Linked DNA regions of Mus musculus: regions 1 and 2 are each linked to region 3. A link is a loop called in an ENCODE intact Hi-C map of the cell type or tissue named here. Cell type or tissue: heart. All regions are shown on one strand.

Region 1 (8,000 bases), 150 kb before region 3:
TCTCTCTTAAAAACTGGCTGCTTACTCTCCACCCCTCACTTAAACACTCCTCATGTGTTGATAAGCCAAGCATATGACTAGTAATTTAATAGGAATAAAGAACATGACATAGTGAAAGGAGTCTAAGGTTTATTCTTCATTTTACTATTTCCTAGAACTGTAAATGCTCTGGACTGTATTTACTTCCTCTAGTATTATCTGGACAATCTTATATAAGCCAGGCACTGTGCTGACAAATTCCTGCCCTTACAGGGCAAAGGGATATAAATACATCCTTTTAGAAGGCTGAGTTTCCATGAACACACTGATCCCCCTCATACCTATCACCATTGCCTTGACAGAGTAGACTGTATTTTTAATCGTCTTTTGAAGCCTTTAAGATGAAGTCGTCCACACTTACTGTTTCTCAGTATTTTTAGACAGTTCTTCTCTTTATAGCCCAGACTGATCTTGAACTCATTATCCTCCCGCCTAAGCCTCGTGAGCACTGGGATTACAGGCATGTACCGTTATGCCAGGGAAATGTTAGCGCTCCCCAAGAGCACACACAGGAGCCAATCTGATGCAACTCACAGAAGAGTCTTTTATTCTATTCGAACTAGCTCGCCACCCCCTCCCCCCAACACACCACTGTCACACAGGATGGTTTGGGGGGGGGGGCTAGAACATCTATCAGGGCAAGGCTTTATAGTAAGCAGCAAGCACAGAATACGTGTGCAAACATCTAATTGGAAAGTTCCTGTGGCCTTTAAAATAATTGTCTGGTGCTGGGAGTCAGATCATAAATTTAACTTCTGCTCCCCTCTGCATTGGTGATCATTAGGTAGAAGGTGGGCTTGTAACCTGGGGGTGCAGGTTTGTTGGGGGAATAACCTGGAAACTATGCTCTTGTTGGGGATTAGCTTAGAGACTGGAGCTAGGCTCAGGATCTGTTGGGGGGCAACTTGGAAACTAATGCTATAGCAGCCTGTTAGTTGGGGGGCAACTTGGAAACTAATGCTATAGCAGCCTGTTAGTCTACCTAAGTTCAAACTTAGGTCAGGTTCTCTAAAATAGAGTCTGAATTTAAAAGCTTTGGCATCTCAGTACTACCATGCCTAGCTTTGTAAAGATTTTTTTTAAAGTACACACTCCCTGGCCTCATACTTTGCAAAATGCTGGTCAATTCTTTAAAAAGCCAGTGTTCAGAGTGGCAACGGATTTATATAATATTTGTTAATTTTTCTGATAAGCATTTCCACTGTGCCAATTTCAGGCCACCAGGGTGAGTCTCACAAAGTTCCTAAAAATTCTATAACAATTAAACCTAACAAATCAGCTATGGCACATAACTGGTTCTACCCTAGAACTAAAGAATAAAAACCTGCAGGCAGGAGGTATGGAGACAGTGTTGTTGCTAATGCTGTTCTAAAAGGGGACCAGCAGGAAAACCAGTAACAGTTTTTCTGTGTAGCCCTGGCATTCCTGGAACTCGCTCTGTAGACCAGGGTGGCCTTGAACTCAGAGACGTACCTGCTTCTGCACTGGACAACACCCCCCATCCCCAAATCGATGGTCAGAATGCTTGGATTAAAGTCATGCACCACCACAGGGCTGACTTGTTGCATCTTAAAGCCAAGGAACTGAGCTGTGAAATGGTTAAGACATGTGCTCGGCAAGCCTGACCATCTGTTAGGTCTGTGGAAGCCACAGCGTTGCATCTGAGCCACACACTTGCTGCCATCTTCCCGTGTTCTGTTCGACTGACTTGCAAAGATCACAACTGTGTTTGTTGACCTCTGACATTCTCTCATAGGAGGAACATGGAAGGTCATGGGACTCTCACCTGAGTATTCAGACACCTTTCCCAACCAGTTGTATCCAATTCTGCCCTAAATAGTCTCAAGGTCTCAGGGACTGTCAGGTGGAAAGGACCAGGGGTCTCTGTCAACACAACCGTGGGTGAGTCATGGGTGAGGGTGTGGCAGCCCCTCATCCATTGCTGTAAGCAAGCTTAATAAACCATTGGTTCCCCGATGAACTTTGGTAGAGCAATGCCTCAGCTTGGGATTGCAGGAGGATGGGGTAACTTGTCTATATGTATTTTATGTTCTCTATATTTATATAGGCATAATATTTTTATATTGTCTCTATATAGACATAAACAGTCTCCTCCAGTGAAGGAATTTTAGCAATACTCAATAGACACACATGTTGCCCTCCATAATAATACAGTTTTTAATTAAAAAACCCGAGGAACTGATTATCAGTAGAAAAGATAATATTACAAGTGCACAGTAAGCACTATAAATAGGTAATACTATATATATGTATATGTATACATATATGCAGAATAAGGATTATAGATAGAAGACACCCAGCGAAAGCTCCCCACAGCAACTCAGTTTCCTCTGAGCTGGACTATGCCTCTTCAAAAGCTGTTGACTGAGGACATTTTATTTTTCAGAATTGCAATTGTTTTAATGAAATTTGAATCAAGCTTTAGTCTTTGAGGAAGCAGCTGATTTAGTTGTTTTGGTTTTACAGTTCCAGTGTTGGGCATATTAGACAAGCATTCTATCACTGGTATGTCCCCAGCCTCCCTCCACTTACCCCCTTTTAGACAGGTTCTCTCCATGTAGCTTAGGCTGGGCTGGAACTCTATTGTATCACAGGCTAGTCTAAAAATTAGGATCCTCTTGTCTCTGTCTCCCAGGATCATAGGCGTTGTACTAGTTTATATTTTGTAGTAATTTAAGGAAAATATTTAGGCTAAACAGATTTCAGCAGTTAGGAGTAAGTACTGCTTTTGCAGAAGACCTGAGTTTGATTCTCAACTCCCACATCTGGCAGCTCACAACCATCTGTTAACTGCAGAGCATTAACACATTCTTCTAGCCTTCATGAGGACCTGCACTTGGATCTCACAAATAATCTAAAAAACAAAATGCTTCATAAATAGCGGGTAACTCACAAAAATTTCCTGTTGCTTCAACTGATAGGCAAGAAAGCTTTATTTAGGTTTTCTTTTAATCCTGTCATAATAGGAGTAAGATATGACTTTGACTTCATTTGCAATTGTTGCATACTTTAACTTATTTTTACTTTACTAGATGTTATATTTTTATAAAGTATGAATAGGTTGAATTTTTGGTCTGGCTCCTGATTCCAGCCAGTATCAACATTCTTTCTTGGTGTTCTGTCCTGTTCCTTGTGCCCACATGTTCAGCTAGCTAGTCACCAGAATTGGAAGAGGTGCTTGAAGATGACTGCAGATTCTTTGCTGCTGCTTCCCCAGAAGAGGAATCTAGTTCCTCTCCTGGAATCTGGGTTGTCCTTTAATGCATCAAGAGAGTGTAACATAGTGGCATTACACTATTGCCAGCTCCAAGCCTAGCATCCTTTTAGAGCCCTGGGCTGCTATGCAAGAAGCCAACCCTGAAACTACTCTCCTTTGAGGGGGCCCAAGCCATATTAGAGCTCACATTAGGCACTGCAATGTACCTTCAGTTTTACAGCCATCCAGGTCAAAACAACAGTTGTGAGACTGAAGCTGCTTGGATCTTCATGTATTCGCTGTACAACAGCACTGAGTGAATAATAAGTATTGAGTGAACACCCAGCTAAGTGCTCCTGGGATTCATTTGTTACAAACCAATTAATAATCTATGCAACTGGTTTCACCTCCATTTTCTTTGCTCCTAGGAAATAGGCTAAGCTTTCTCTTAACAAGTAATCCAAACACTAGGAATGGTACCTGTATTAAGCAGAGTTTTCTAGAGATACAGAACCAACCGAATTCACACACACACACAAAGCATGTTCATAGACGTATATTCTCTGGTGCAACACAGCACACAGGACCAAGTTCTCAAAACAGTAGATGGGACGTGTTAGCAGTTCCAATCTAGTGCAGAAAGCCTGAGAGCTCCCTGGAGAGCCACTGGTCTATAAGGAATGACTGAAGACAATGGAGTTTGTTGTCAGTAGATGGCAGCAAATATAGATGAATCATTCAAATAGAAATGAGCCGGGGCAAGCATTTGCTGCTTTCCTCTGGCTTCTTCCTTTTTCAACTGGGATGCCATTTGGGAGGGACCGTCCACACTTAAGAGTGGATCTCCCCACTCCCTACTTGCTCTCACATGTTAGTCCTCTCTGTACACATCTCCACATTCACTCAGATGCCTTTCACCAGTTCTAGACACCTTTAAATCCAGCCATGGTGACAACCAGTAGAGTTGTCACAGTGCCTTTACATCCTCCTGCTTCCACAGACCAGAAGCACAGCACTATCTTTAGTTCCAAAGTGCACACTTCCTCTTAAAAGGCCACTATTGATTTTTTTCCTGACACCCCCTAGCCCCCCCCCATTATTAGTTTATTGCCAAGGGCAGAGAAAACTGATAAATTATATCTACCATATCTAGTTAATGGATAATCCAGTTTCCTGGCTATAGAGCTGTCATGGTAGGATACCTAGCATTGTGGAACCATAACAGTAAGACTACTTGATAGCTTTAACCCCCAATTCTACCTTTGTTCCAGCAATGCACAACTACTCAATGCTCCTCAAATGTGAAACTTGTTTCCACTTATTCTTGTAAAAGTAACTTTTATTCTCCTATAGTAATTGTCATCTCTTATTTTTACTGCCTTTTTCTGCTAACCTAGGCCTAGTCCTAGAAGCCTCTAGCCTCTATAGAATCTTATCTAAGCCTAGAATGTTGTCACTGCTAAATAAGCTCACCCTTTCTAGGTCTTTCTGAACTCTGGCTGGCTAGTCAACTCAGCTGTTCCTGGCTCAAAACTTGGCTTTACATTAATTGATTCAATCTGGCTTCTCTCAGCTTCTCCTAAATTGCTCTGTTTTGTATAATACAAACTTTGGCAGTATATTCTGATCTTTTGGCTCCTTATTCTCTGGTTTGTTCTGTCTTCACCTGTGTCTACCATGTTCCCTCTCTGAAACCTCTCTTTATAACTGTCCTGGTAAAACTGCCTCCTTTCTACTTCCTCTCTCTCTGCACTGCACACTTAAGTAGCTTCCCTTTCCTCTCTCCTTTGAGAGTTGGGCAGATCCTATTCTGTCAAATATTTCTCTGATTCATCACTTTGTTTGCCACCAATTAGATATCACTTTCAAACATGGGTGCTTCTTTCTACAAACTAAATTTATCTTCATTGTTTGGGATTCAGGGTAAGTCTGTATTCCTGCCAGACAAATTAAAGTTGTGTGCTAATGCTGAGCCATATCATGACTAGAAACAGGTCTTTTTTTTTTTTTTTTCCTTCAGTAAATAACACAATCTTGAGATACACAGTGTGATCAGATAGCCTGTAACATTTTCGGTTCTTTGTGCCTCTGCCTGAAATAAGTCTGCTTTTACTACTTGACAAAACTTTCTAGTTCAAGCCCAACGTAAAAGTTAACTTAGCTAAAACACTTTCCAATCCTAGAGTTATTTCTTCCTCTGATGCTTCTATGCTATACTGTCCAACTTTGCTTTGGTCCAAGTGAGGCAATTAACATTTTTAATAGAACTTTCTCCTTGAGTTACAATGTGAAATATCCAAGGATAAGGATCAGTCTTATTTACTGGCTAGAAAATAAGACATTGGTGAGTTGATATTGAATGTATGCATACAGAAATAAAAACAAGTAAATTGTTTGCTTAGCCAAAAGGAAAGCCTTAGGGCCCAAATCACCTCCTGAAAAAACAAGCAACACAACAAAGTTCTTCAAACTTGTTAAAGCTAACAGGTTGCAAATACATAGTCCATACTTGCTGGAAATGTATAACCAGTTGGTTTTAAGTGTTTGCCTATAAGAAATCTCACTAGTTAATCACTACAGCCACTTGATTTTGCCTCTTCCTCTAGTCCCATCTTGTACCTAGGGCACTGTGATGACAGGTGGGATTAGGCATGGTTCTTGAACTAAAACAAAACAAAACAAATCAAACAAACAAAAAAAAACCTTACAGTTTAATGGTGAAAGATAAATGAAGAACCCACTCATAACCTAGAAACAGAACTGGATGGTGCTAGAGTAAAGATAGAATTGGAGGGAAACAGATATTTCCAGGTGATAGAAGAAATAGCATTAATGTCTGGCATTTGAAACCAACTTTGAGCTGGGCAGTGGTGGTGGTAACACCTTTAATCCCAGCACTTGGGAGGCAGAGGCAGGCGGATTTCTGAGTTCGAGGCCAGCCTGGTCTACAGAGTGAGTTCCAGGACAGCCAGGGCTACACAGAGAAACCCTGTCTTGAAACACACACACACACACACACACACACACACACACACAAGAAACAAGCTTTGAAGACTGGTGTGAAGATTAAATGATTATTATATTCTGTATATATTGATTAGTGGTGGAAATTACTACAGTGGAAATTATTCCCTAACCAGTTTTTTCCCAAATAACCACACAGAGACCTTTTAATATTTCAAAGCCTTAGGCCTTGGCTGGGTACACTCTCAACTAGCTCACCTGTCTTAGTCAGGGTTTCTATTCCTGCACAAACATCATGACCAAGAAGCAAGTTGGGGAGGAAAGGGTTTATTCAGCTTACACTTCCATACTGCTGTTCATCACCAAGGAAGTCAGGACTGGAACTCAAGCAGGTCAGAAAGCAGGAGCCGATGCAGAGGCCATGGAGGGATGTTCTTTACTGGCTTGCCTCCCCTGGCTTGCTCAGCCTGCTCTCTTATAGAACCCAAGACTACCAGCCCAGAGATGGTCCCACCCACAAGGGGCCTTTCCCCCTTGATCACTAATTGAGAAAATGCCTGACAGTTGTATCTCATGGAGGCATTTCCTCAACTGAAGCTCCTTTCTCTGTGATAACCCCAGCTGTGTCAAGTTGACACAGAACTAGCCAATACATCACCTAAGTTAAACTAACTACCTAGCTCCAGCCAGCCAGAAGGTGATGAGTTACACTTTCTAGGCCTGTGATCATATCTGTCTCCTCCCATGTCCTGGTGTAAAGGCTTTCTGCCTTCTTCCTCCCAGAGTTCCTTTCTTCCTCCCAGGAAGTCCTACCTTCCACTTCTTACCCAACTTGTTGACTATTGGATTTTTATTAAAGCCAATTAGAGAATGCCTTAGGTAGGTGAAGGACAGAGACACAGTACAGAGTACCACAACACTGGTGAAGAATATACAACAGGGAAGAAGGGTCATCCATGGTGATATAAGAGCAGGAACAAGTCAGGAGAATAATAAATGAATATACAATATTGGAACATATGGAAACTAAAAGGAATTCGGGGAAACTATTGCTTACACTTTGGACCACCCATTGTTTTTCACAGCCTGTGTCTCTGCAAATGAGGCTTGGGTGCTTACACTTTCCCCAGACTGTATTAGTTATCTTTTTTATTGCTGTGACAGAAAGCAACTCACATTTTTAAAGGGAATACTATCCATCATGGTGGGAAGGGTGTGGTGGCTCTTTAGTAGCAGGAGCTTGCAGCAGCTGCTTATGTTATCCTAGTGAGGCTGTAAAAAGAGACAAATGCTGATGCTTATCAGGATTTCTCCTTCCTCTTACTCAGTCTTAGATCCCACCCCCGTGGGAGGGTGCTACCCTGTTTAGGTTGAGTCCTTCCTCCTTAATTAAGTATCTCTATAAACACTGTCACAGAAATGCCCAAAAATGTGTCTTCTGGATTATTCTAAATCCAGTCAATGGAAATTAACCACATTACAGTGACCTATTTTTATGTGCAAGTATTAGACAGGTTGGTAAGAATACATGTCTTTCAATCTATAGTTGAATGCACATCTAGAATCACCTACCATCCTGTTTCCTGATCATTTTTTTCTATCAAGAAATCATCACACATTTTAAATAAAATCTGCTTAACAATAAAGCTCTGAAAATAAAATGGCATGAGTGTGTGTGTGTGTGTGTGTGTAAGATGATCATTTAATTGATTAGCTTTCTTTCTTCTGTATCAAGTTATTTTGCCCACAACAAAACTAAAAGTTATCCTACACTTTTCTC
Region 2 (8,000 bases), 370 kb before region 3:
GGCTGAGTGAAGGATGAAGGAATAAAGTTTGGGGAGCAGGCAGAGACGAAGGGCGGCAATGCTAACAGGAGAAGAGAGGATAAGCCAGCAATGGAGGAGGCTTACACTTGCCTAGCCCAGCAGCCTCACTGGATTCAGAGAGGTGTCCAGATGCATTTAGGAAAGAGTGAGAGACCTAGTAATGCCCCTGCCCCTGCAGCGCTGGGTGATTTCCTCTCATTTCATCTCAGGGTAACATCTTGGGAGTGGGGACTAAGAGTGCAGTTCCCCAGTGAACATGGCAGGACCCTTGGGAGATGTTCTAAATATGGAGGCCCGCAGACTCCCCCTCAGGCCCTAGGAGTTGGGAAGAGAGGCTGTTTCCTGTCCAGACAGTAAGGGAAGAATCCAGTCCCACCAGAAGCCAACGGTCCAAGATAAAGAACTTAGAGAAGCGTGCACACAGGAAGTCACTTCACTCTTCAAACCAGCAAATCATCACGTGGAGATGCAGGGATTCAAACACCAAAGGAGAAAGAGAGGGAGGAGAACACTGCAAGACTGCAATCATCAGTGCCCTGGGAGACCCGAGGTGAAATGTGAACAGAGGTGCAGGGGCTCTCGCTCACACCGCCCCAATCCACAGCTTAGCAGGTAAGAACTTAAAAAACAGAGAAATAAATAAATAAATAAATAAATAGGAAAAGTAAAAGCAGCACAAAGGAGGGCAGGGGATGGGAGAGAAACCAGGACGCTTGTTTACCTATTTGCAGACATGGGGAATCAAGCCTAGGGCTTTGTGCACGCCAGCTCTACGACTTAAGCTGTACTCTACCCACTAAAAATAGCACTTTGAAGATTGAGTCTAGGAGACCCAATGTCTGAATAAAGTGTTAGAAAGAAGGAACAGAAGGAAGGGAGAGGAGGGTCACCATCAGCCTCCAGGTCACCTGTGCTGGATACATGAACTACCCTCCAGCTGGCTGAGCAGAGAAGAGGTTTGTGAAGAAAAAGATGCCCCCTTCCAAGCAGACGTAGCATCAAGTCAAGGCAGGCACAGCGCTCAGTCAGTGGAATCGGGTTAGAGAGTGAGCGGACATTTGCCCACTCAGGTGTGTGTGTGGGTGGGGGGGGGGGCTTTGTGCAGCGCACAACTTGCACAGCTGTAATAGCACCCTTGATGCTATGTATGTAGGTATCCAGGAGGTGAGGACCTAGATTTCACAACTGAAGAGACCCAGCAAGAACCCAGACCAATGGGTGGAAACAGCCACACCAAGGCTTCTCACCACAAAATCTCACAGCTCTGGGGATAAAGGAGAAGCAAAACACAAGTAACATGTGCAAACTCAGAAAACAAGGAAGGCTTCCCACATCTCAATAGCAGCCTTGCAAGTCAAAAGGCCATAGAGACACAAAAGTTACACAGAAGAGCTGCCATTGATCTAACCACTTCACCCCTAAGGTCTGAGCCCAAGAGAACAGAATACTCATCTTCTTAAACAAAACAAAAGAAAACAAAACAAAACAAAATCACCACCATCCAACAAAACAACTGTAAACAAAACAGTCCTGGTAACACAATCCCAACAGTAAAAAAAACGAAGATCCCAGGGGCCCATGATCCAATACGTGGATAAGTGAGCTATAGCATATCCACGTATAGATAACTCAGGAATAAACAACTACCATTCACCAAAATGTAGACGAACCCTGCAAACACTAGGATGAGCAAACAAGACACCACCGATTGCATAATACCATTTGTACCAAAAGTCAGGACAGGCAAATCCAAACAGACAGACAGAAAGCAGATACACGGTTGCTCGGGAACAGAGTGCGAGAAGAGGGAGCCAGCACTAATGGGCTACAGCTTACTTTTGAAAATGTCATAAAATTAGATAGTGTTAATGATTGGTGTACTATCCAAACGGAGTAGTTCAGAACGCACGAGTGTATGTGACGTGATCTATGCGTCTCTTGCTTTCCTTCGAGACAGGCTGGCTTGAACTTGTTATGGACTCAAGGGTGGCCTCTTAAGCCTCTCAAGCTCTTAAGTGAGCGTAAGGCCTCTCAGCCTCTACCTCCCAAGTGCTGGCGTTGCAGGCTGGGGCCTCCATGCCTCCTTTTCTGTGGGATCGGGCGTTGATCCCTCAGCCATGCATATGTGTGGCATGGACCCTAACAAAACGACCTATGTCCCAAGTTTGGAAGCTCATGTTTTTTTAAAATGAGGTATCTCATTTAAAACACACACACACACACACACACACACACACACACAAAACAAAAAACAGACAATGAATGGATCAATGTGTCTCTGGTTAAAGAGTTTCCCCCAATCTGGTGACAGAGAGAGAGGAAGTCAAACAGAACCTCCTGAGTCCCCAAAACTCCTAAATGTCTTCAAAAGGATTTTCCCCGGCAAAGTTCAAATCAAGTACGAGTGATGAAGTGAAAACGTTTTCAGACATAAAATCCTCTTCCTCAGACAACCACTACTGGAGGAGGGCACAGAGGTCAAGGGCTTGCTCAGCTAAGTGTGGGACCCTCGGTCCTAGACCCAGCACTTAAGGAAAAGCCAGGAGAAAGGTAACTGCTATTGGGTAAGGACGACCAGTGAGAGACTTTGGAGCTGTCAGTCCTGAATGGGACACTGTTATCGAACTCCTCCCCTCAAGGCTTAAGGTCTGTGTGGAAGAGGAGACAGACAGACAGACTGACTGTAAGAGCCAGAGGTGGGGGATGAAGCCAAGGAACAACGTCTTCTAGACCCGACAAGGTTGCTACACGTACGAACTCACAGAGACTGTGACACGTTCAAGCTAGACAAAATCCCAGCACAGAGAAGGGGAAGCGGACACAAAGTTCCATCCCTAACCAAGAAGCTATTTGGAGATGGTTCCTGCTGGGAAAGGGACACTCAGTTTTCCCGGGTGGGGTGTCTATCAACCACACTCCAGATCCTATGCTCTTCCCGGCATGTCCAATCTCGGAGAGAACCTGCAGATATTGCCGGTACCATCTCATGCTTCCTGAATAAGAGATTTTTTTTTTTAACATAGCCTGTTTTTTTTTTTGGGGGGGGGTTGTTTGTTTGTTTGTTTTGTTTTGTTTCGAGACAGGGTTTCTCTGTATAGCCCTGGCCGTCCTGGAACTCACCTTGTAGACCAGGCTAGCCTCGAACTCAGAAATCCGCCTGCCTCTGCCTCCTGAGTGCTGAGATTAAAGGCGTGCGCCACCACGCCTGGCGATTTTTTTTTCAAAGCTGCAGGAAGGCCACACAAACTTTGTATAATAGATTGCCCCTGCCACAAGGGTCCTCTCCTGACACAAACAGAAAGATGCACCCAAAGAATGCTTTCTCTTTTCTCAAGAATGGAACTTAGAATTTCCTGATAGAATTTTATCTAAATGAGAGGGGACTGATATATCCCGGTGACCTAATAGCTTTGTTGGTTGCTACAGAGACTGATAACACTAAAAGGTTGTTAGTTTCAAAAGGGAAACCTGCCAATTGTTGGTTTCTGGCTGCGTCCCGGTCTATAACTTGCAGTTCTGATTTCTGCCACACGAGGGCACTATCGGAAAGCAAAACGCAGTATTTCCGTGGTCAAGGATGCTGAAGGAAAGGCTAGAGTTCAAAGACTGGGCGAGTGGTGGAAATTTGCATGTGTTCTGAGCAGAGCAGGTGGCTCTAACAGGCAAATTTGAGGCAGAGTCTAAAGAGATTCCTTTGAGGCATTGTGTCCTGCCACAGGAGCCTTTAGCAGCTCCCCAGATTGGGGGATGGGCTTATTAAGGACACACACCTGCAGGGTGTAGAATGGCAAGGCCTGTCCCTTATGCTTATTCCTTATGTCAGAGGGACTGGATTGAAGATCGGTGGGTGCCTATGTCCTTGTCCAAGAAGGGGAACATCACTCAGGAACACAAGGAATCCTGGCATTAAGCTCTAGGTGGAGGGGCTGGCAAGTTGGCGGGGTCAAAGAGGAACAAGGTCACAGGGAGAATACCAATTAGACAAACTGGTCTGCTGGAGTTCATTATAGATGTTAGTTCTCCCCCAAAGGAGGAACCAGAGACTAAAGGTGGGGGTAGGGCCAGGGAGACTGAGGTTGAAGCTAGGCATCCTGGGGGACAGATACAGGCTTCTCTGAACTCCAAAGTCCTCAAATATAAAGTATATGAGAGTATACACTGGGCAGGTCTTAATGATACAGGTCTGTAACCCTAGCCACTTAGAGCCCAAGGCAGGAGGATCACAAGTTCAAGGCCTGCCTAAGCAATTGAGTGAGACTCTTTCAAAATAAAAAGTAAACAGAGCATAGGAGGTCTAGCTTGGTGGTAGAGTGCTTACCGAGCAAGTATTCAGTAACACACACACACACACACACACACACACACACACACACAGAGCAAACAGTAAACACTATCCAGTTGTTTTTATTGCTGATTGCCGATGTTACTTGTTCCCTTCAACGATCGATCCTTAGAAGTCAGATCTGTGTGGTGCCTGTGAATGTAGGCTACCATGACTGAGCTCAGAGACATGAACTGTTGCTCATATAGAATTCCAAATAGAAGTTTCAAACCGGATTCACATTACTCATGGTGCACACTAATTCTCTGGGAGCCCCAGGCACTCTTAGGCTTCTGGGAGTGCCTCACTGTCCTAGCAACATCCTGATGGCATCACCACACCACAAGCTCAGTGCTCTGCCACCCATGTCTACAGCCTGAGGGGCGAGGCTCCCATCCCTGCCATTGCTTTTATCTTTTCCTTGTCCCTGGGGTCTCTCAGTTCTGAGCTTCGCAACCTAATATATGTATCACAGAAGCCCAGAAAGCCTCCTACTTGGTGGAGGAGAGGGAGAGAGAGAGAGAGAGAGAGAGAGAGAGAGAGAGAGAGAGAGAGAGAGAGAAGAGAGAGAGAAGAGAGAGAGCCGGAAGAAACCTGCATCTGTCCTCAGGGTGCTTAGCTCCAGGCTTGGTCTCCCCAGCCCTACCCCAATCTCCAATTCTTCCTTCGGAGAGAACTAACAGAGCCACTTCACTATTGATGATAATAATGTTTTTTTTTTGTTTTTTGTTTTGTTTTTCGAGACAGGGTTTCTCTGTATAGCCCTGGCTGTCCTGGAACTCACTCTGTAGACCAGGCTGGCCTCGAATTTAGAAATCCGCCTGCCTCTGCCTCCCGAGTGCTGGGATCAAAGGTGTGCACCACCACGCTCGGCTTGATGATAATGTTTTTGTTTGTTTTCTTTTGGAGACCGAGTCTCACGTGCAGCGCTGGCCTTGGGCTTGCAGGTCCTTTAGATCCTGGTCTTTCACACCAGGTCAGAGATGAGTGTTTCCTCAGCTGCAAAGTGGAGCAAGCAGCTTTTACTGAGTTCACCTGCACGCCTGGCCTGAGGCGTCCGGTGGAGGACTCCACGGCAGAGCAGGACTTTGCCTGTTGTGTGTGTATTTGCTTTTAGGTGTGGCCGATTCTCTGGCAAGTTCCATGTTACCTCCAACCCGAGAACCTCCTGGCTCTGCACTCTTGCCAACTCTCCTCTGAAGGGGCCACACTCCCAGCCTTTACACACTAATGATCCTTTAACAGGTCTTTATTGGAGCCAAAAATAGAAGACTTTTTGTTCACTGCTCAGTTCTTACTGAAGCTCCTTCTGTTTGCTTTGAGATGAAGGTCTTGCAATGTCACCCTGGCTGGCCCTGAACTTCTGGACTGAAGAGATCCTCCTGACTCAGCTTCCTTAGTAGTGAGAGCTATTGAAAAGCTTTGAGTGAGTACGAGCAGGCACACCTGTGAATTCTTATGTGTGGCACGGACACTTCGGGGAATAGAGCAAATTGTAGATTGTATCTTTTCTTTTAGAAACTCAAGAACATTTTTACTTTGATGTAAACGCAATTCAAGAACCATCTTGGTTTTGTTGTTGTTGTTTGCTTATTTTTTGTTTGTTTTTTCTATAACTAAAATCTCTCACAGACTTTTGCTTCTAGTATATATTTAAATTACCAGGCAGTCCCTTACCTTGGATATAGCTTGTAACGAGCTCTACATTAACCTCCACGTTGCTAGCAGTCGGATCAAGCACACAAATCTCCTCCACTAAGTACTTGTTAATATGCTGCGAACAACGAACAAAAGAAAAGCTCTGTGATCACTCAGTAGAAATGTGGTGCCCGGCTCACCAGCATACACAGCCCCAGACAGGTAAATCCTCAACAGTCATATCTCTGGGGTCAGATGTCGGGATCACGGACAGCTTTGGGGCATATGGTTTGGGGTCTGAAGGGGTCATGAGAAAGGATAAAAGATGGGCTTTTAAGATGTTGATGCGCATGCACACTTGAGAGCTCGGGTGTGGGTTCCGAGGATGCTCCTTGCTAGCCGCAGATTCTTGCATCCGCACACCTGCGAGCTCCACTGTTAAAATTTGCCCGCTAGAAATCACCCCCAAACTCACAAACTTCCATTTTTCCCACTCTTCCAAGTCGCTTAAAGAGTCTTTCTCCCGCTGAGAGAACAGAATAACTCCTTTCAGGACGTCGTGCACCAGGGCCACATTGGCTTCCACCTCCTGGAGAGTGATGTCCTGAAGGATGGAGTCGACATGATATTTGTGCTCATAGAGAAGCAGCGACACAAAGTCCATGGAATCGAGGAGGCAGAGGCATTCCTGCAGCTCCTGCAGCATGGTTCGGAAGAAAAGGATCCCAGCCCGCTTCACCTCTCCTGCCGATTCCATCTCTGGAATTACACATATTCTAATTATGAACATAACACGCACAGCATTTGGAGCATGTTATAATAAACCATTTTTCTCAGGCAAAAGAAAACCATGTCCCGTGATTTTAAGCAACTTTAGTTTCTCTGATCATGAAAAAAGAAATAGCAAAATAGAATTATATCTGATGTACTATTTAGGGATAAAACCGGAAAAAACAAACAAACAAACAAACCCAAATTTGAGTTTTATAGTTAAGGCTTAGGCTGAAGGCTTCCTCCATTATATATAAAAAATGGTGTCAAATTGTGGAGGAAAAAACAGGTGCAAAGCTCAGCTTTTTACCATCTGCTGCTTACTAAATCTCACTTTGCACATTTGTGAAATGGGCTATCCATTGCCCTCATGTGTTTCCCAGCAGATGGGCCATCTTGCCTCTTACTGGAAGGCTAAACTAAGATGATGACATGAGTCCTTGTCCTTTGCTGGGTCACAGAACAGACATTCACATGGCTAAGACTGCACAAGGGGATTCTCCGCACATGGAAAGATCGACATTCTGAAATGATTAGTTGGAAAATATACCCTGATACCATATTCACAATACCTATAACCATAGTTTTCTCGATTTCGCCAGAGAATTCGCCCAGTATTTCATAGGAGACGTTTTGGATCATCTTCACCATTTTCTGTAGATCTTTATACTCTTGGTACAGCAGCATCCTGCTCCGGCCAATGTTAACATCGAGGATGCCCATAGCCTCTTTGGTTCTCTGGCGAAGTGGAATGGCAATGTGGGTTTCTCCACCGGAAGAAGCCAAAATAACTTCTGAAGTGTCTGTGCATTTAAAGAGGAAGTCCCTGAAACCAAAACCAAATAAGCATAGGTCTCTTACAGACCGGCCTTCTCACGGCATTCCAAATCCAGATATCCTGAATTACCCTCTTCCGCTCCTCTTGCCCCATCACCTGTCATGGTTCTCTCATCTCCCCGGAACGCACCAAGTTCACATGACTGTACTTTGGCTCACCTCAGGTGGGTACGGAGCTGGTTGAGCAGCCCTTCAGCAGAGCGCCTTCCCTGACGAGCTCACTAAAGGTAGTAGTCCCAGGTTGCCCTGTACCATGAGGCTCTGCCTTGCTGTCTAACATGGCCGAGTTACACTTATCTGAAAGGTGTTTTTTGTTTTTTGGTTTTTTTTTTTTGTTTTTTTGTTTTTTTTTTTTTTAAAGCAGAGCCTGGAGCAAGGGTACTCATGCGAGTCACTTATGAGGAAGTGCTCC
Region 3 (8,000 bases):
TGTCTATATTTGGCCGGACAGCGGCTGGCGAGGAGACACCTAGTCTCACAGGAACGCACTGCCGGGGCAGGAGGCTGGAGGAGGGGGCGAGTAGGCCGGCCTTCAGGCCTGGGGCTACAGAAGTGGTTTGAAGGGCACAAGGATGCCCGGGCAGGGGAGGGGCAGGAAGCAGTTGGCCTTTGGGAGAACCTGCTGTGTCCCCTTGGGAAAAGTAGCAAGCATTGCTAAGCTCCTAGCTCCAGAAGCCGAAGTCGTAGAACCAGAAAGAGGACCTCACCTCCTCCCTGGTTGCACATCTGGTCCTTGCAGGTGGGGTCGAGGGCCCCCACCCTCAAGAGAACGGACTAGCCAGCCCAGGCATCGCACCCAAGAGGCTGGACCAAAGTATGATATTTGTGTCAGATGACCATAGCCAGGACTCCCCCACCCCACCCCATCCGGAGAAATCAGTGCATGGGGAAATAGACAGAAGGAAGATCGCCCTACTCCCACATACCCCACACCACCGGAGGAATCTTTTAAAAAGAGTAGGAAGCAGGGCTAACAAAAGGACCTCTTCTCTTGGCCAAGCTGTAGAAAAAGACACACCGGCTTGAACTCAGCGATGTGAATATGGGATCTTGAGGGCTGCAGTCCTACCTAGCCTTGAGCTACGGTCCACTGACTAAAAGAGAAGGTGTTGGGTGGGGAGCCTTTCAGAGAGACAAACACTTGCAAAGAGGTCTCATACATGACTAGCAGCATGAGGGGACCCCCTGATATTCCTCCTCAAAACATTAGGTCTTGGAGGAAGTTTCAGCCCTGTGTCAGCCTCTGCTATCCCGGCTAGCCTGTGTGTCTAAGAAGCGGTGAGATTCCCCATCCTTGTCCCTCATATTAAACAACATGAGACAGATGTCAAAAACCAGCCTCCAACTTTGGTCACTTTGAAGATCCTGGCCAGATAATCCTACTCACTCACTCCTCCCTTCCACAGCTCGCAGGATTAAGGACCAACGTGCCTCTAGACTCTGATACTCCCTATCTTTGCCCCAGCCATGAGCCGGCGTGTTGTTCGGCAGAGCAAGTTCCGCCACGTGTTTGGTCAGGCAGCAAAGGCTGACCAGGCCTATGAGGACATCCGGGTATCCAAGGTCACATGGGACAGCGCCTTCTGTGCCGTCAACCCCAAATTTCTAGCCATTATTGTGGAGGCTGGAGGTGGAGGTGCCTTCATTGTCCTGCCTCTGGCCAAGGTGAGGGGTGAGGGGAAGAAAGCAATTGGGAGGGCACTGGCTAGGGTCTCTGGGATATATCCCACACTAGCCTTTTCTCACTGAAGTCCAGGCCTCCAGAAGGGCAGTCTGTGTGGACTGGGTACTCTGTCTTTGCCAAACCCACAAAGAATGGTGGAGAACAGCAACATCAGCGTGACCTGTGCGCCCGATCTCTAGGCCACAGAGCACTGTGTTCCTAGCAGAAACCAAGATGGGTGTTAGTGATGGAGATGGTTGGGATACAGCAGACCAAGGTCCAGTCAGACTCTAACCTTATCTTTACCTAGTGTCAGAGAAAGGCAGAGTCAGAGAGATGGAGAGAGACACACAGACACACACAGAAACAGAGAGAGACAGAGATACAGAGAGAGAGAGAGAGAGAGAGAGAGAGAGAGAGAGAGAGAGAGAGAGAGAGAGAGGTGTTCAGACTCTGATCCTGGGAGTGGGATGAAACTAAAAAGAGAAGTTACAATAGTCAGAGCCTTCCCTCCCCTGCACATGAGGGAAAGGGCCAGGCACTGACTGCCACCTTTGCAGACACGTAGCCATCTGTACCCCAGGAGAGATACCCCAAAGCATAACCTTGACCTAGATACTGAGCCCTATACCTTGCTAAAGAAGACCTCACAAGTGGTGGGGTCAGGACAGGCCTGACAATAGCCTATGACTCACGCTGGACAATGCAGACACCATCCAGAGACAGCATCCCAAGGGCTCACATTTCAGCCCGAGCCACCTCCTCCCCCAGTGTGACTGCCATGTCAATGGCATTTAGTCACCCTCTCTCCCAGACTATGTGCTTTGGGCCAATGCCAACCCCTGCAGAGTCTTCAGAGCTCCCACAACTTACTCATGAAGACAAAAAGAAAGACGAGTGCCAGCCCCTGGTAAGGGACACTCAGCACCAAGACTGCGTGCTGCCTATGACTCCAAGGTGAAACCAAGGGAGAGGTCTGCCCCAGGGGCTAAGCCACTGCCGTCAGAGTCACTCACTCAGACCTCTCTCTCCAGGGGCTTGCCAAAGGTCCTCCAACTTGGGGGACAGGTTCAAGCACATCCTCCTCACAGGGCATGTGGGTTCACGCCCATGAGCCCAGCACTGGGAAGACCGAGGCAAGATCAGCCTAGGCTAATCAACATAATGAGACCTTAACTTGAGTCTGGGTTCCGTGTCCTGCTGTGGGTACTTTGTTAGGTCAGCCTGTCTCTCTGAATCAGACTTCCTAATACAAAGGCATTCACACTGTGCATCTCCAGCAAAGTTCAAAGAGTAGACTGAGGGTGGGGGTGGGGTTAAATTCTGAAAAAGGTCTGCAAAGAGAAAACTAATAACACAGATTTGAGAGGTAAACAAATCTACTGCCCACTTCAAAACCACATACAGGAGAGCAAGGGCCTGGGATGCAGCTCATTGGTTGACCATTTACTTAACAAGTGCTGGGCCCTGAGTTCCGTTCCCAGCGGTGCTTGTGCACACACACACACACACACACGAATGACAGTGAACCCATATCACCCTCTCTGACCCCTCCAGACAGGACGAGTGGATAAGAACTACCCACTGGTCACTGGGCACACTGGCCCTGTGCTGGACATTGACTGGTGCCCACACAATGACAACGTCATCGCCAGTGCCTCAGATGACACCACAGTCATGGTAGGAGACTAGTGGATGCTGCCAAGCTGGGCTGGGGAACGGGGAGGTGTCTCACCTGTGCTGGGGAAGATAATAGAAGGGGTAGAGGCCAGGAGCTCTGCCCTGTCCTGCCCAGTTCCCAGATTATTTTTAGTTAAATACATACCTGCGCCCTCCCAGAGGGCACTGCCTAGAACTAATTATAACCATGGATAACTTGGGGCCCTAAGAGCAGGGGTACAGCACTCTGAAGTTTTCTTGACAGAGTAAGGCAGTCTTTGGAGAGCTCACAACTGCTGCTTCACGGTGCTGGTACCACCAAGTTTTTTTTCCTGTATTTGACCCGTACCACTCAAGAAGACCAATAGCACTAAGTGTGTGAGCCATCTCTGAATCCCACCTGCTTGTTGCCTTTCTTCCTACCTAGGTGTGGCAGATTCCAGACTACACCCCTGTAAGAAACATCACAGAACCTGTCATCACACTCGAGGGCCACTCCAAGCGTGTGGGCATCCTGTCTTGGCATCCTACTGCCAGGAATGTCCTGCTCAGTGCAGGTCTGGGGTGGGGCTAAGGAGGGTCCCTTCTGTAGATGAGGGTGGGAGTGAGGAAGGAGAGCCTCGGATGATACGCCTGGTCACTCTGGACAGGGGGTGATAATGTGATCATCATCTGGAATGTGGGCACTGGGGAGGTACTGCTGAGCCTGGACGACATACACCCTGACGTCATCCACAGCGTGTGTTGGAACAGCAATGGTAGCCTGCTAGCCACCACCTGCAAGGACAAGACCTTGCGCATCATTGACCCCCGGAAGAGTCAAGTGGTTGCGGTGAGTGCCTGGCCTGGCTGCCTATTCCCTAGCTAGCACCCCCTTGTTCAACACCAGCCGTTAGTGCCTGATACCCAGTCATCAGAGCCTCTGGTCCCAGCTTTTACCTGTCTTATCCCTACTCCGGAGATTAGTCATGACCCAACCCCCTCCGCACCCCTTGCAGGCTCAACAGCCTCAATCCCTCCTACCCTGAGTAAACTCCCAGACTGCAACCCGGTTCGCTCCCCTCCCATACATCTAAGAGCTCCGAGGAGGGCTCCTTGCTTTGAGATTGAGGAGGGAGAAGCTGGAAACTCCATCCTCCAACCAGAACCTGCATGAAACCTGAGCTTCAGGACCCTCTCCTCTCAGATATCCAACGCCATCTTCCAGGGTCTGGGGCCTGACTACCGAGACCTGACCCCCTTTCCACCCATTGACCCACTGGGTGGGGATGAAATAACCCTCAAGCGTGGCTTATCCCAGCTGGGTGCCCTGGGAGGCCAGTGGCCCTGTCCTGGCCAGCCTCCTTCTAACCTGGGAAGTCGGGTGCCTGCATGTCTGCTTGGAGCACAGGCGTGGTGCGGCTGGGAGCCGGAGGGCGGGTGGGCGGGCACTCTAACCCACTAACCCTGCGAGCAGGAGCGAGCCCGGCCTCACGAGGGCGCCCGCCCACTGCGGGCCGTCTTCACCGCAGACGGGAAGCTGCTCAGCACCGGCTTCAGCAGGATGAGTGAGCGGCAACTCGCACTCTGGGACCCGGTAGGCCAGGCGGAGGCGGGCGCATTGGCTCGCTTTGCAGGGTCAACCAGGAGCACCCTCCTGAGTGGTGGCCCAACCCAAGAGGCCCAAGTGGAGCACGGGGCTCCCTTGTGGATAGAACACCACTGCAACCCTAGGATGCCTGCAGACATCACCCGCCCCAGGGATCAGCCTTTGAGGGTGCATAAGGACTGGAACCTGCTGAGAGCTCCAGGCCTCTTGCTCTCTCACAGCCCTGATCTCCAGGCCATGGTCCTGCCACTGACCTCGGAGAAGCTGAGTTCTTAGACTCCTTTTCCCCACCCCCACCCCCACCCCACACTCAGGTTGGCAAGGTTGCTCAGATTTCCATCTCCCGAAGGCAGGCAGCAAGGTGATGCTCCTCCCTTCTCCCCCTTCCTCCCAGGAGAGGTTTGCAGCCCACGAGGGGATGAGACCCATGCGGGCTGTCTTCACGCGGCTGGGTCATATCTTCACCACGGGATTCACCCGCATGAGCCAGCGAGAGCTAGGCCTGTGGGACCCGGTAACACAGTTGGAGGCTTGGGATGTGTGCCCCGGGGGCTGGCATCACGGGCGAGGGGCCAGACGCCCTGCACCCGCAGGGTATGCCCATTCCGACAGGGCTGAAGGTTGCTGCCACCTCACACCCAACACTGCCCAGTTTTGCTGCGTCGCCTGAAGGAGCTCGCGCTGGCGCCCCCTCCTGGTGATGCCAAGTCCCTGGGGGTGGTTTGCTGTGACTGCATGCAACCGCACAGGGTGTTCCTGTGTGAGGGAAAGGGAAAGATGCATCTAGAAGAGCCTGTAGCTCTCACCAGAGCTGTCTTGGAAACGCATGGGATTTGGGGTGGCTATAAAGCGAATTCTGATGTAACCCGGGAGGAAGAACAGGGCTGGTCACTCTCCCTGTGCTCGGCAGAACAATTTCGAAGAGCCAGTGGCCCTGCAGGAGATGGACACAAGCAACGGAGTGTTACTACCATTCTACGATCCTGACTCCAGCATCGTCTACTTGTGTGGCAAGGTGCTGGAGGCTGGGCTGGAAGAACCAGGGCCAGGATGAAGATGTGAGCACGCTGTCTGGCAGTGCCATCTAAATTGGCTGGTTTTGCAGGGTGACAGTAGCATTCGGTACTTTGAAATTACGGAAGAACCACCTTTCGTGCATTATCTGAACACATTTAGCAGCAAAGAACCGCAACGGGGTATGGGTTTCATGCCCAAGCGGGGACTGGATGTCAGCAAATGTGAAATCGCCAGGTCAGCACTTTTGTCCCTCCTGTCCCCCTGCCTCTATTTCTCATGTCAGCTCCCGGGCTTCCCCTAATTGTGCTGTTCTTTGGGGAAAAAAGAAAGGAGCCATACTAGTCTTTTTCAGTGACAGTCCCAGCATTGTCCTACTAGCCTGACATTCCAACAGAGGTGTTTTAACCCAACACTGATAATGTGTGAATGGTAATTACTCGGCGTGGTGTTGACTTTCAACACCTTAGTCACAGACATAGGGATTTTAAAAAAGGATGGGGAGTCAGCAGGAATGTTGAATTTCCCCCTCCCTCATAGGTTCTACAAGCTGCACGAACGAAAGTGTGAACCCATCATCATGACTGTACCGCGAAAGGTGAGGAAGGAGGGCGTTGGCTGGAAAGCATCAAAACAGCCATCCACTGCTCAGCTCATACAGGCCCTCCTGTCCTCCCACCCCCTCAGTCAGACCTGTTCCAGGATGACCTATACCCAGACACGCCTGGCCCTGAGCCTGCCCTGGAAGCTGATGAGTGGCTATCAGGTCAGGATGCAGAACCTGTGCTCATTTCGCTGAAGGAAGGCTACGTTCCCCCCAAACACCGTGAGCTTCGGGTCACCAAACGCAACATCCTAGATGTGCGCCCGCCGGCCAGTCCTCGGCGCAGCCAGTCCGCCAGCGAGGCCCCCTTGTCGGTAAGCTCTGAGATCTGACCACGCCACCCTGACTCTATCCCCTGCCTCCTGCTCTCTGCCATGGTCTCTTCTGTCTCCCACATGCCAGCAGCAGCACACCCTGGAGACATTGCTGGAGGAGATAAAGGCCCTCCGAGATCGAGTGCAGGCCCAAGAGGAGCGCATCACTGCGTTGGAAAACATGCTCTGTGAGCTGGTGGACGGCACAGACTAGCACTGCCTACGCGCTGCAAAGCTCTGCACACTGCAGACTCAATGGGGCAGGGCGCACCGACTGGCAGCACCGGCTTTTGGTCTGGAACTCTGCACCCTGCCTCGTGGGGTTGGAATCAGGGGAGGGATCAGAAAAGAAACTCCATCTCCCACAAGAGGCCTGAACACACAGATCTTAAGTGGCAGGGACTGAGCTCCGTACTAGGTCCCCAAACATTGCAAGATCAGGCCTCGGGGAAGCCTGGGGTAATGTGGCCTTAGCAGTGGTGCTTCATGGTGAGGTGGTGTCCCTCTCTGTCCCTTACCCTGGGCAGGGGAAGTGCTTAGTATTAGCGTGATCCTGGGGATGCTGAGGGGCCTAGGCCTGACCTCACAGGAATGGCGATTCAACAGATATCCCCAGAACCTCAGGAAATTTCCAATATTTCTCCTAATAAGCAGCACCCTGTTTCTATTGCCAGAAGAGCTTAACCCACTGGCTTCAACCATAATTCTATGGCAGAGGGCTCTTCCCATCTTCTCACTTCCAAAGACGGCAGCTTCTTGGAGACAAACAGACCCCACCAGAGAAATCTCAGGAGAACAGGCACACGGAAGCAGGTTCAACACACACACACACACACACACACACACACACACACACACACACACACACACACCAGCACTCTGCTGACTCTTATAGAAACACTGAGGCATTACTAATGAAATACTTCACTAAGTACAAGTCTGTGCCTCCTGCACAGAAAGCCAATATGCTGCCCCCATTCCCCAAGGCACCATGAGGGAACCAGGCCTTGCCCAAACTAGGGGGCACCTCAGTCCTTTTTGGAAAACTGAGGAGACCTAGCAAATGCAAGCTGGACTGAGGACCCATCAGGCAGCTTTTTATCCCAGGTCATCCATCTTTGCATTGAGGTTCCCAAGACCCCACCCACCTCCCACCCCTGTGGGCACTTCTCCCCAATAAAGTTAAGTAGAAATGCATCTGGTTTGAAACCGCTTTTATTTGTGCCTCAGAATCAGTCTGGTGCCCCTGGCATCAGGGAAGGGAAGAGGAAGAACAATTTTGCTTTGTTGCTCTTTTCTTGACCCCCTTTTGTGCCCCTTCTGAGCCCCTGGCAGAGAGAAGCCAGCCAGAAGGCAGCCCAGGACAAGGGTGTGGCCCCTGCTTCGTGGGGCCTGTGCTTCTTTAGGTGGGTAGGGTGGAAAAGGGAGAGCCGGGGTTAGCACCATTGGATAAAGGGTGTTAGTCGGCCCCTGAATGGGGGCAAGAGGGGTGCACAACCACAGAGGGCTAGCAGCAGCTGGTAGGAAGGGGTGGGTGGTGACAGTGGTGCCAGGGCCCTCATCAACCCTTTTGTGTCGGTTCTAGTGC

Evidence for each region. Peaks named below come from ENCODE experiments on the same cell type or tissue, not always from the same donor. Only the 100,000 strongest peaks of a DNase experiment are listed, where the experiment ranks them.
Region 1: it touches region 3 in a loop (6-fold over the local background); 8 of 42 quality-filtered maps call a loop at or near these places.
Region 2: it touches region 3 in a loop (2.3-fold over the local background); 15 of 42 quality-filtered maps call a loop at or near these places.

The regions. Positions count from the first base shown.
Region 1 is chr11:77,313,909-77,321,908 of GRCm38, forward strand. The region is part of intron 1 of Ssh2 (slingshot protein phosphatase 2); the gene reads left to right. Among named protein-coding and RNA genes, the nearest start is that of Gm24989, 73 kb to the left of the region's middle. In heart, a CTCF peak has its summit at 3,965 (motif pointing right); a DNase peak (open chromatin) is centred at 4,023.
Region 2 is chr11:77,096,775-77,104,774 of GRCm38, forward strand. It overlaps Efcab5 (EF-hand calcium binding domain 5), which reads right to left. Exons shown (of 18, transcript NM_176965.3): 15 at 7,324-7,577; 16 at 6,456-6,739; 17 at 6,020-6,116. Among named protein-coding and RNA genes, the nearest start is that of Nsrp1, 22 kb to the left of the region's middle. In heart, a CTCF peak has its summit at 3,540 (motif pointing right); DNase peaks (open chromatin) are centred at 417 and 3,557; H3K27ac peaks cover 403 bases; H3K27me3 peaks cover 326 bases.
Region 3 is chr11:77,462,876-77,470,875 of GRCm38, forward strand. Coro6 (coronin 6) reads left to right here and starts at 1,036. Exons shown (of 10, transcript NM_139128.2): 1 at 1,036-1,235; 2 at 2,791-2,913; 3 at 3,320-3,449; 4 at 3,543-3,724; 5 at 4,349-4,468; 6 at 5,391-5,495; 7 at 5,586-5,731; 8 at 6,035-6,092; 9 at 6,182-6,412; 10 at 6,504-7,608. The coding sequence starts at 1,038. The coding sequence ends at 6,626. It overlaps Ankrd13b (ankyrin repeat domain 13b), which reads right to left. Exons shown (of 15, transcript NM_001373882.1): 15 at 7,610-8,000. Mir12181 (microRNA mir-12181) reads left to right here and starts at 4,643; the gene lies at 4,643-4,699. In heart, CTCF peaks have their summits at 4,374 (motif pointing right) and 5,183 (motif pointing left); DNase peaks (open chromatin) are centred at 66, 2,146, 4,406, 5,006 and 4 weaker places; H3K4me3 peaks cover 2,081 bases; H3K27ac peaks cover 2,911 bases; H3K27me3 peaks cover 4,272 bases.